2 separate regions of the Homo sapiens genome follow, and region 2 is linked to region 1. A link is an interaction called in ENCODE POLR2A ChIA-PET data of the cell type or tissue named here. Cell type or tissue: IMR-90. All regions are shown on one strand. Each heading gives the region's core, and the rest is flanking DNA. Links, peaks and the distances in the headings are about the cores only.

Region 1 (5,377 bases), core at 51-5,050:
CATCATTACAGAAATTTATATTGGATAGGAGCACCCTAGAGAGAATATCTACAATCTGTCAGATACCCCAGAATCATTACAATAAATCACCTCTGTTACTTAGGCTAATCAGATTTGATTTTACTATATGCTTTCAAAAGGAACTCAGTTATTATATATCTGGCACTATAACTATACCTACTAAACACTAAACCAAATCTGATGGGGCAATTCTCAGGCTTATTTCTATTTGACCTTTATCAGTTTTTTACCTGGTCAACCATTTCCTTGGATCTCTTCTACCCCTGACATTCTCTCATAAGAATTGGTATGCTGGCAGGCCACGGTGGCTCACACCTGTAATCCCGGCACTTTGGGAGACCGAGGTGGGTGAATCACGAGGTCAGGAGTTCAAGACCAGCCTGGCCAACATAGTGAAACCCCGTCTCTACTAAAAATACGAAAATTAGCTGGGCCTGGTGGTGGGCACCTGTAATCCCAGCTACTTGGGAGGCTGAGGCAGGAGAATCGCTTGAACCCGGGAGGCGGAGGTTGCAGTGAGCAGAGATCGTGCAACTGCACTCCACCCTGGGTGACAATGTGAGACTCTGTCTCAAAAAAAAAAAAAAAGAATTGGTATCCTCCATAAAATCTCTTACCAATATATACTAAAGACAGATGACCCTTAAAAAGTGCAGAGAGGGTGAAAGGGAGACTGATGCTTATTTTACACATTCTGTGTTCCCAAGCCTCCCATCGAGCTTCTGAACCACGCATCTAAATTGTTCACTAGATAGCTCCAGAGGCATCGCAAAATGGATGTGCTTCAAAATGAAACTATTCCTCATTCAAAACCTAGCTTAGTTTTGAACCTTCCCATCACCCAGATAGAGAAAATGGACCTGTGCATACTGCGATCATGGTATTTATGACTGCACTGTAACTTAAGTGTGTGTGACTCTCTTTTGAATAGGGACACCATCTTCCCCTCTTTATACCTAGCATAGTGTCTGACACACATAAGTGCTCAATGATTTTTATTTTAGCAAATTGTAGTCATTTCCATACATTATTTTTTACAGTAAACATTGCCGGATACATTTCCATACGTTTTTAAAGAATAGAGGAGGAGGAAGAGGAGGGAAAAAAAGGAAAATAAATAAATAAACGTGTGGAGCAATCAACTCCAGAATCACACCAATATTTCTAGGTCTAATGGCCACACAGCAAAATCAGCCTCAGTTATCCCATTGTCTTCATATCTTAAGACCTAAAAATGGGAACACAGGATTGTGGGAATAGGTTAGGATTTCTCAGTTTCCAAATTTTTCTGTGAGACTTTTATGCTAACTCTAGCACGGCTTATGTAAAATGTTCGTGATTTGGGGGTGGATCTAAACCACCTCAGATCTATAACCTCTGAGATAAGTGGGGCTGAGCTGCCAGAATGCCATCCGCCATTTATCCCACCCAGAGACACAGGGGTAATTGTGGTTCTGATGCAGCCAGTTCGCCTACCCTGTAACGCTTATTTGCTAAAATAAACCAACCTAAGAGCTAGCCATCCAATGCAGAGGGCAGGGCCATTTTCGGTGCAGAACATACCTGGCCTAGCCAAGGGTGACAGGGTCCTGCCTTCAAAAACAGGCCAGTCACATGAAAGAGTGAAGATGGGCGCATGTGGAGGAGGACAACAGGCCACTGCCTGAGGCCTTCACATTTAAGCTACACAAAAATGCTTTTCCAGGTGAGCAGAGCTCTCGGGCTGCCTGCTTGTGACCCCTGCTCCTGTCAGTCACGAGAACAGGGCGAAGGAGGCGAAAACAGTGCGGAGAATAAGTCCGTAGGACAGTGAGTTCGGAAAATGCCTTCTTCAGTGTTCCAAGGTGCCCACGTGAACTGAGGAGGGCAGAGCAAAACCCCTTATTTTCGGGTCTGTGCAGGGTCCCCGCTAGGAAGGGGCAGCCCTTGAGTTTCATGTTGGTCGGTTATTAAGCGGCTCCCCCGTGAGCCCCGCCCAATGCCTGTGCGCTCAAACTAGCAGCGTCCGAGGAACGCGTTAACTGGGAGAAGTGAACTGAGGGGGTCCGGCGGCCGCTGAGGAGGGGAGCGCGCGGGAGGAGGGGCGAGGAGCCCGGAGGCGGGCGCGGCTGGCAGCTTAGAGGGCCCGGGCGGAGGCCTGAGAGCAGGGCTGGAGGGGCGGAGGACCGGGGAGACCCGCCCGCGGCGTTCCCGGCCGGTTCTGAGCAGGCGCCGTGGCAGCGCCCGCGCCCCCTGCCCGCCCTCCGCCGTCGCCAGGACGCAGGCTCGCGTCAGGGCTGGCGGTAGGGCCCGCAGCTGTCGGCCTGGCGTCTTCACCCCGCGCAGTCGGCCTCGCCTAGCCTTCTCGCGCCTGACTGGCCGGACCCTGCCCCTGGCGGAGGTAACTGCCCGCGGATTCCTTACCCCGCGATCCTGGCCTCCTCGTAAGCTCCCCGGACCCGGGCGTCCTCGGTCTCCCCTCATCTACTCTTCTGTCGGGCAGGTCCGCGACCTTCCGCCTCCCGGGCCGTCTCCCGCCGCACCCGGCCCTGGTACATCCCCACTACCCAGTCCGGGCCCGTCCTCGCTCTGGGCCTACCCCAGCCTCCCAGCGTCGCCTGCTGACGGAGCGCGGGAGCCCCAAGGGGCCGGGGTCACCCGGCCGGCGTGGGTGGTGCCAGGCTCGGGCCACACCTCGGCACCGGACCCGAGTCCCCCAGCTTCTCGAGCAGGATCCGGAGGAATAGAACGTCAATTTTCCTCGCTCTTAGCAATTTTAAGATTGACTAATGGATTTAGGGTATGTCAGTGCATAAAGTTCCCAGTATTTTTTCACTCAATAATTTTAGCAGCGCTGATACTATTGACTGGATTTGTTATTTCATTAGGAGCTGCAAATGATGCTTTTCTAATGCCGGCGTTTCTCTGGCATTTGGTTAACCCTTTTGTGAGAATTTATTTTATTTGCAATTTTATTTATTTATTTTTGAGCCGGAGTCTTCGCTGCGTTGCCCACGCTGGAGTGCAGTGGCTCTCACAGGCACAATCACAGCTCACTGCAGCCTCGAACTCTCTTGTCCTCAAGCGATCTTCCCATCTCAGCCTCCGTGCTGACTGATAGCTAGCATCTTGATAGATCTTTGTGTGCTGTCTCTGAGTAGTTTTTCTTTTAAAGCTATTTTATTAAAAAAACAAAAAAACAAGCCCATCTAATTTGGCCGGGCACAGTGGATCACGCCTGTAATCCCAGCACTTTGGGAGGCTGAGTCGGGCGGATCACCCAAGGTCAGGGGTTCGAGACCAGCCTGGCCAACATGGTGAAACCCGGTTTCTACTAAAAATACAAAAAAATTAGTCCGGTGTGGTGGTGCATGCCTGTAATCCCAGCTACTCGGGAGGCTGAGGCAAGAGAATCGCTTGAACCCGGGAGGCGGAGGTTGCAGTGAGCCGAGATCGCGCCACTGCACTGCAGCCTGGGCTACAAGAGCAAAACTTCAACTCAGAAATAAAATATAAATCAAAACTTTATGAAAATTGTCAGTTAAGATCTTCAGTGGTCCATGCGCAGTGGATCGTGCCTGTTATCCCAGCACTTTGGGAGGACGAAGTGGATGGATCACTTGAAGTCAGGAGTTTGAGACCAGCCTGGCCAACATGGTGAAACCCCATCTCTACTTAAAATTAGCCAGGCGTGGTGGCACACGCTTGTAGTCCCAGCTACTCGGGAGGCTAACGCAGGAGAATCACTTGAATCCGGGAGGCGGAGGTTGCAGTGAGCTGAGATCATATCACTGCACTCCAGCTGGGGCAACAGAACGAAACTCTTGTCTCAAAAAAAAAAAAAAAATGCCCAGTGAATATTATGCATCATTTATATTTTATTACTATTATTGTTTACAGAATCTTGGGACTGTTTTACTTAATTGGTCATTGATAGCTTAACAAACATGGAGATAAGATTAGAAATCTTGACATCAACAGGTATTAAGCAGAAAAAACCATGGCCACGTGTCTCCTGGTTGGGAAAGGTAGGTTTTTCTTTATTCATGCAATACCAGTTTTATATATGTTATATGTGTGTTTTGCCTGTAATATAGGAGTGTTCTATGATCTTAAATAAATAAAACATCATCTACTGGAGGAGGATCTACAGGAGGATCACCTACCTGCACACTGAACAGGGTTTTGTGTGTGTTTCGTTTTTATTATAATGAGCAAGTTAGCTTTTCCAGAATGTTAAGTGGTTTATTTAGAAGATTTTTACTTAAACTATTTTTTTCATATTATGTTTAAGTCAAGTTTAAGTTAAGTTGAGATGGCATATATCAAAAGGGAATATTTAATGTCCTGAGCTTTCCTTTACTGGAACAGTTAATGGAGTGTTTCCTCCTATTGTGGTTTTCATGATTGTGCTATGAAGTGTTCTTGGAAACTAGGATGGAAGAAATGGGCCACAATACGTTAGTAATCCAGGAATGCCATTCATAATATATGGCATAGATTCCCCACTTAGGGAAAGTAGGCAACCCTACTTTATTTGTGATGATTATTGAAATAAAGTGTTAAATTTCCTGTGAGAAATTATACCACTAACTCCCCTGTAACAGGAGTTCTCAAACTATCAGAACTATCTGGAGAGGTGGTTAAAACACAGATTGCTGGGCCCTGTTCCCAAAGTTTTCAGTTAATTAGGTCTGCTGTAGGGTTGGATATTTTGTATTTTTTTATTTTTATTTTTTGAGATGGAGTCTCGCTCTGTTGCCCAGGCTGGACGCAATGGCATCCTCTCGGCTCACTGCAACCTCAGCCTCCCAGGTTCAAGCGATTGTCTTGCCTCAGCCTCCTGAATAGCTGGGATTACAGACGCATGCCACCATGCCCAGCTAATTTTTATATTTTTAGTAGAGGCTAGGGGTTTCACCATGTTGGTCAGGCTGGTCTTGAACTCCTCACTTCTGAGGTGTTGCTGATGCTGCTGGCTCAGTTATACCTTGAAAATCACTGCCTTAGAATATATGAAAACAAAGTTAACTCAAAACAGCCTACTTTTTCTAGGTAATAAAAAATGAGCAGAGTCAGGGATTTATGAATTTCAGAAGCTATATCTATTTTAATCTAAGTAAATAATTTAAAAACTTGCTCATACTACTGTTAAAATTGATGAGAGTCAGGTTCAGTGGTATGCACCTGTGGTCCCAGCTACTCAGGAGGCTAAGGCAAGAGGATCGCTTGAGCCCAGGAGTTCTGGGCTGCAGTGTGCTATACCGATTACGTGTCTGCACTAAATTCGGTATCAATATGATGACCTCCCGAGATCAAGGGGCTGGGGTAACCACCAGGTTGCCTAAGAATGGTGAACTGGTCCAGGTCAGAAATG
Region 2 (5,377 bases), core at 148-5,147, 60 kb before region 1:
GTGATTCCTTCCCCAGTTACTAGCTGCAATTCTGTAAAAAAAAAAAAAAAAATTCTTTTTCCTTGTCCTGTATGGATATTTCATTACTCTGAAACACTTACTTTTTGACTCTCGTATACCATTTTTCAACGTTGGAAGGCAGTCTCCTCATTCTTTCCACTAGTGTCCAATGAATAGTGTGGCTTTTGTTGGTGGTTTTGTTTCTTTTAAATACATACTGTTTTTTATTTTTAAAAATTCAAGCTAATATATTTAATTATGAAACTTATCTTTTTCATACCAAGTAGAATAATAATTTTGAGTTTTATAGAGTGATAAATATATTGTAGGTAGGTTTTTATCCTGGGTATGTTTTTGTGATCCATCTTCAAAGCTCTCTTCCTTACATCACCAATGGCATGCTCAATGAATGCAAATTAAAGATTTGTTCAAGAATTTTAACACAGTTTGGGTATTTCCTTGAATTTAGAAAAAAGAGATAGCAGTCACATCACTAACAGAATCTTTTACTATAGTATAAATCAATACTTTAGAGCTTCATTTGGACAAGCAGATTTGTTCACAATACAGATTAAACTCCAATATTATTATAAGGCCTAGAATAATGGAATTCTAACAGTGTTTAGGAAGGAGTAATATGTAAGCCCAAGATTTTCAAATATAGCCAAGTGATTGTTTTTTCCATTTTATAACCAAAGCCAGGAGATCTGACTCTAGTTTTGGCTCTACTTAAGCTTTACTTTTCTCATTTGGAAAGTGAGAGTTTTGGACTAGATCTACTGTAGGTTCTTTTCCAACTCTCTATGATTTTATGTAAGTTCGCAAAAATTTGTTTCTACTAATTAGTATATTTTCGCTTTTCAATTATAGAGTCTATTAATATTTAGGTTATTTTAATTTATTAAAATAATTTCATTATGTTTAGAAATATGGTATTTCTATAATTGTGATAGAAAAGTTTTATGCTCCTAGGAACTTCAAGAGCAGCTGAAGATCACCACCTTTAAAGATCTTGTAATCAGGGACAAAGAACTCACAGGGGCATTAATTGCTTCTCTTATCAACTGCTACATCAGAGATAATGCCGCTGTTGATGGCATTAGTTTACATTTACAGGATATCTGCCCACTTCTATATAGCACTGATGATGCAATTTGTTCTAAGGTATGATACTTTATTACCTATTTCATTGTTTGTTATAAGAGGTATCATGTATGATGAACCATCTTGTTTCACTTAATATAGGACCTCAGTCAGTTAGATCTCTTAACCTCTCCTAGCCTCAGAATCCTCATCTAAGAAAGGGGTTGGAATATGTGGCTTCTTAAAACCAGTGTATACTCTTTTAAGCTTAGCTTTTCTTTTTAAAAATATTTTTATTTATTTATTTGACACAGGGTTTCACTCTGTTGCTTAGGCTGTAGTGCAGTGCTGTGATCATAGCTCACAGCAGCTTCTAAGTCCTAGACTCAAGCAGGCCTCTCATGTAGCTAGGGGCTACGGGTGTGCACCACTACACCCAGCCAATTTTTTTGTTTTTTATAGAGACAAGTTCTGATTTGTTGCACAGGCTGGTCTTGAACTCTTGGCTTCAAGTGATCCTCCTGCCTCAGCCTCCCATAGTGCTGGGATTATAAGTGTGAGCCACCATGCCCAGCCCTCCTTTAAGTTTTTCATAAAGAATATTCTCTCTTTTTTTTTAAGACTGAGTACGATCTCAGCTCACTGCAACCTCCACCTCCCAGGTTCAAGTGATTCTCCTGCCTCGGCCTCCCAAATAGCTGGGATTACAGGTGTGCACCATCACACCTGGCTAATTTTTTATATTTTTGGTAGAGACAGGATTTCACCATGTTGTCTAGGCTGGTTTTGAACTCCTGACCTCCGCCTGCCTCAGCCTTGCAAAGTGTTGGGATTATAGACATGAGCCTCTGCGCCTGGCCCATAAAGAATCTTTGATAGTGTTTCTAGGCCATATTAAAAAACCAAAGGTGAGAAATTAAGAAAAATCACTAAATTTAGAAATTAAGGAAATTTAGGGGATAATTTATCTCCTTAGCTTAAGGAAAAGTACTAAAACTTCAAGTAAATCTTTTAGTGAATTAGAGTTAATGGGGGCATTTTTATTGATCCTTTCCTACAGGTGGAAAAAATAAATAAATCAGTGTCACATGGACTGCCTGCTGCCCAATAATGTATTGACTAGGCAAGAGAATTACCAGACAAAAGTTCTCTTGCTTAACATATTTGGGAGAGGAATTAAGAATAGCTAGGAATCTTTGGTCAAAAACTTTTCTGCCTAAAATTAAGAAGTAAGTTTGTAGAGTTGTTTTCATTTTAATGGTAATAACCATATATAAATTTAGACATAGACTAAAACTTAGTTGACAGCATCATCTGTCTGCTTGATTTTATATATTTTTAAGTTCTTGTTATCTCCTCTTCTAGGCAAATGAGCTTCTCCAGCGTTCCCGACAAGTTCAAAATAAGACTGAAAAAGAAAGAATGTTAAGGGAATCATTAAAGGAATATCAAAAAATTAGCAATCAAGTGGACCTTTCCAATGTTTGTGCTCAGTATAGACAAGGTGAGAAATAAAATGTTTCTTGTATCTTTTACTCAACTCAAAAGACAAACAATAGTGTATGAATGAAGCAAGCTAATGATGAAAAGCCACTTTCCAGATGCAAATCTTCTTTCAGCATCAGAGGCCGAGTGAAAGGACGTAGGAATGTGGTATCATTGTGTTGCAATATTTGATGACTACACTGACCTGCAGAAGCTGTAATGTTCTTTCTATTTTTTGAAATGTACTTTTTTTTTTTTTTTTTTTTTTTTTTGAGAGTCTCGCTCTGTCAGCCAGGCTGGAGTGCAGTGGCACGATCTCAGCTCACTGCATCCTCTGCCTCCCAGGTTCCAGCAATTCTCCTGCCTCAGCCTCCCGGGTAGCTGGTATTACAGGCGCACGCCACCACGCCCAGCTAATTTTTTATTTTTTTATTTTTTTATTTTTTTTATTTTGAGACAGAGTCTTGCTCTGTCACCCAGGCTGAAGTGCAGTGGTGCGATCTCAGCTCACTGCAAGCTCTGCCTCCCAGGTTCACGCCATTCTGCCTCAGCCTCCCAAGTAGCTGGGACTACAGGCGCCTGCCACCATGCCCGGCTAATTTTTTTGTATTTTTAGTAGAGATGGGTTTCACCATGTTAGCCAGGATGGTCTCAATCTCCTGACCTCATGATCCACCCACCTCAGCCTCCCAAAGCGCTGGGATTACAGGTGTGAGCCACCGCGCCCGGCCATTGCCCAGCTAATTTTTGTATTTTTAGTAGAGGTGGGGTTTTACCATGTTAGCCAGGGTGGTCTCGATCTCCTGACCTCAGGTGATCCACCCATCTCAGCCTCTCAAAGTGCTAGGATTACAGACATGAGCCACTGCGCCCAGCCGAAATGTATAACTTTTTAGCATTAGAGTTTCAGTTCTTGTCCAGTTCAATTACTGTATGTTTTACATTGCTTTCTGGATTACATTTATTTTTCAGATATTTAAAATTTTTTATTGAGTTTTAAGGTATAATCTGCTTACTTTTTAAAAAATTACTTTAAATCAAATCTAACATAATGTAAAGGCCATAACTATTTGCACAGGTATTATTTTGAATCCCAAGGTATTTTTTTCCCCCCAGTAGGGAACTAAAACTTTCCTTTTTGTTATTTGAAATAGGATCTTTTTTTTCCAATGAAGAAATATATATATATATATATTTTTTTTTTTCCTTTTTCTTTTTTTTTTTGTGAGACAGAGTCTTGTTCTGTCACCCAGGCTGGAGTGCAATGGTGCAATCTCAGCTCACTACAACCTCTGCCTCGCTAGTTCAAGTGATTCTCCTGCCTCAGCCTTTTGAGTAGCTGGGATTACAGGCGCATGCCACCAGGCCCAGCTAATTTTTGTATTTTTAGTAGAGGTGGGGTTTCACCATGTTGGTCAGGCTGGTCTCGAACCCCTGACCTTGTGATCTGCCCCCTCTCAGCCTCCCAAAGTGCTGGGATTACAGGCGTGAGCCACCACACCTGGCCCCCAATGAAGAAATATATTTAACAGTTGCCTTTTAGGCATATTAAGACCTTTTCCTTCTGAAGACCTATCAGAAATATTTTATGTTAGCAGGGTGACTATTGTACAGTAGAGACATAACCTTGATCATTATTTTCATGTGCCAGCTAAGGAAAAATGTATCCAACTTAGTAGTAAGTCATAGGTCTTCATTCTTTTCTTTCCCATCAGTGAGATTTTATGAGGGTGTGGTGGAACTTTCTCTTACGGCTGCAGAGAAAAAAGATCCTCAAGGTCTTGGGCTTCATTTCTATAAACATGGAGAACCAGAAGAAGACATAGTTGGACTTCAGGCCTTCCAAGAAAGGTGCATTCCATTACGTTAGCAGATTGTCATCTTTATGGATACAGACTTTTCTTTGCATAATGTTTTTTGTTTTTTGTTTTATGTTTTTTTTTTTTTTTTGAGACAGAGTCTTGCTCTGTCACCTGGGCTGGAGTGCAGTCGTGTGATCTTGGCTCACTGCAATCTCTGCCTCCCAGGTTCAAGCTATTCTCGTGCCTCAGCCTCCCATGTAGCTGGGATTACAGGTGCACACCACCACGCCTGGCTAATTTTTGTATTTTTAGTAGAGACAGGGTTTCACCATTTTGGCCAGGCTGGTCTTGAATTCCTAACCTCAAGTGATCCACCCACCTCAGTCTTGCAAAGTGCTAGGATTATAGCCATCAGCCACCGTGTCTGGCCTCTTTGTGTAAAGGTCGACCACCCAAAGTGCTGGGATTACAGGCATGAGCCACCATGTCCAGTAGGATTTCATTTTAAAGGATAATTTTTAAGTATTCCCAAATTTGTTGAGACTGTTAAAAAGGAAATGTGTGTCCTTAAAAGAAATATAGGCCAGGCACAGTGGCTCACGCCTGTAATCCCAGCACTTTGGGAGGCTGAGGTGGGCAGATCATGAGGTCAGGAGTTCGAGACCAGCCTGGCCATCATAGTGAAACCCTGTCTCTACTAAAATACAAAAATTAGCCAGGCGTGGTGGTGCACACCCGTAATCCCAGCAACTTGGGAGGCTGAGGCAGGAGAATTGCTTTAACCCGGGAGGCAGAGGCTGCAGTGAGCTGAGATTGCACCACAGAACTCCAGCCTGGGCGTCAGAGCAGGGCTCCGTCTCGGAACAAAGAAGAAATATATAACCTTTCTATAACATATATATATGGAGGGTGTTTTGTTTTGTTTTTGTTTTTGTTTTTGAGACAAAGCTTCACTCTGTCTCCTGGGCTGGAGTCAGTGGCACCATCATAGCTCACTGTACTCTTGA

The links. ChIA-PET counts read pairs that join two places held together with the same protein. Peaks named below come from ENCODE experiments on the same cell type or tissue, not always from the same donor. Only the 100,000 strongest peaks of a DNase experiment are listed, where the experiment ranks them.
Region 2: POLR2A ChIA-PET joins it to region 1 with 17 read pairs; 7 of 35 experiments call an interaction of 5 or more read pairs at or near these places.

What each region holds. Positions count from the first base shown.
Region 1 is chr5:37,246,269-37,251,645 of GRCh38, reverse strand. It overlaps CPLANE1 (ciliogenesis and planar polarity effector complex subunit 1), which reads left to right and starts at 2,270. Exons shown (of 53, transcript NM_001384732.1): 1 at 2,270-2,401; 2 at 3,901-4,028. The coding sequence starts at 3,948. It overlaps CPLANE1-AS1 (CPLANE1 antisense RNA 1), which reads right to left and starts at 2,600. Exons shown (of 2, transcript NR_134263.1): 1 at 2,425-2,600; 2 at 1,000-1,249. It also overlaps the pseudogene RN7SL37P. RefSeq lists silencers at 1,950-2,429, 2,630-2,769. In IMR-90, for the core only: no CTCF peak of the experiment used is centred there; a DNase peak (open chromatin) is centred at 2,255; H3K4me3 peaks cover 1,583 bases; H3K27ac peaks cover 1,195 bases.
Region 2 is chr5:37,306,339-37,311,715 of GRCh38, reverse strand. NUP155 (nucleoporin 155) reads left to right here. Exons shown (of 35, transcript NM_153485.3): 23 at 973-1,164; 24 at 2,449-2,587; 25 at 4,284-4,419. Among named protein-coding and RNA genes, the nearest start is that of CPLANE1, 60 kb to the right of the region's middle. In IMR-90, for the core only: no CTCF peak of the experiment used is centred there; no DNase peak of the experiment used is centred there.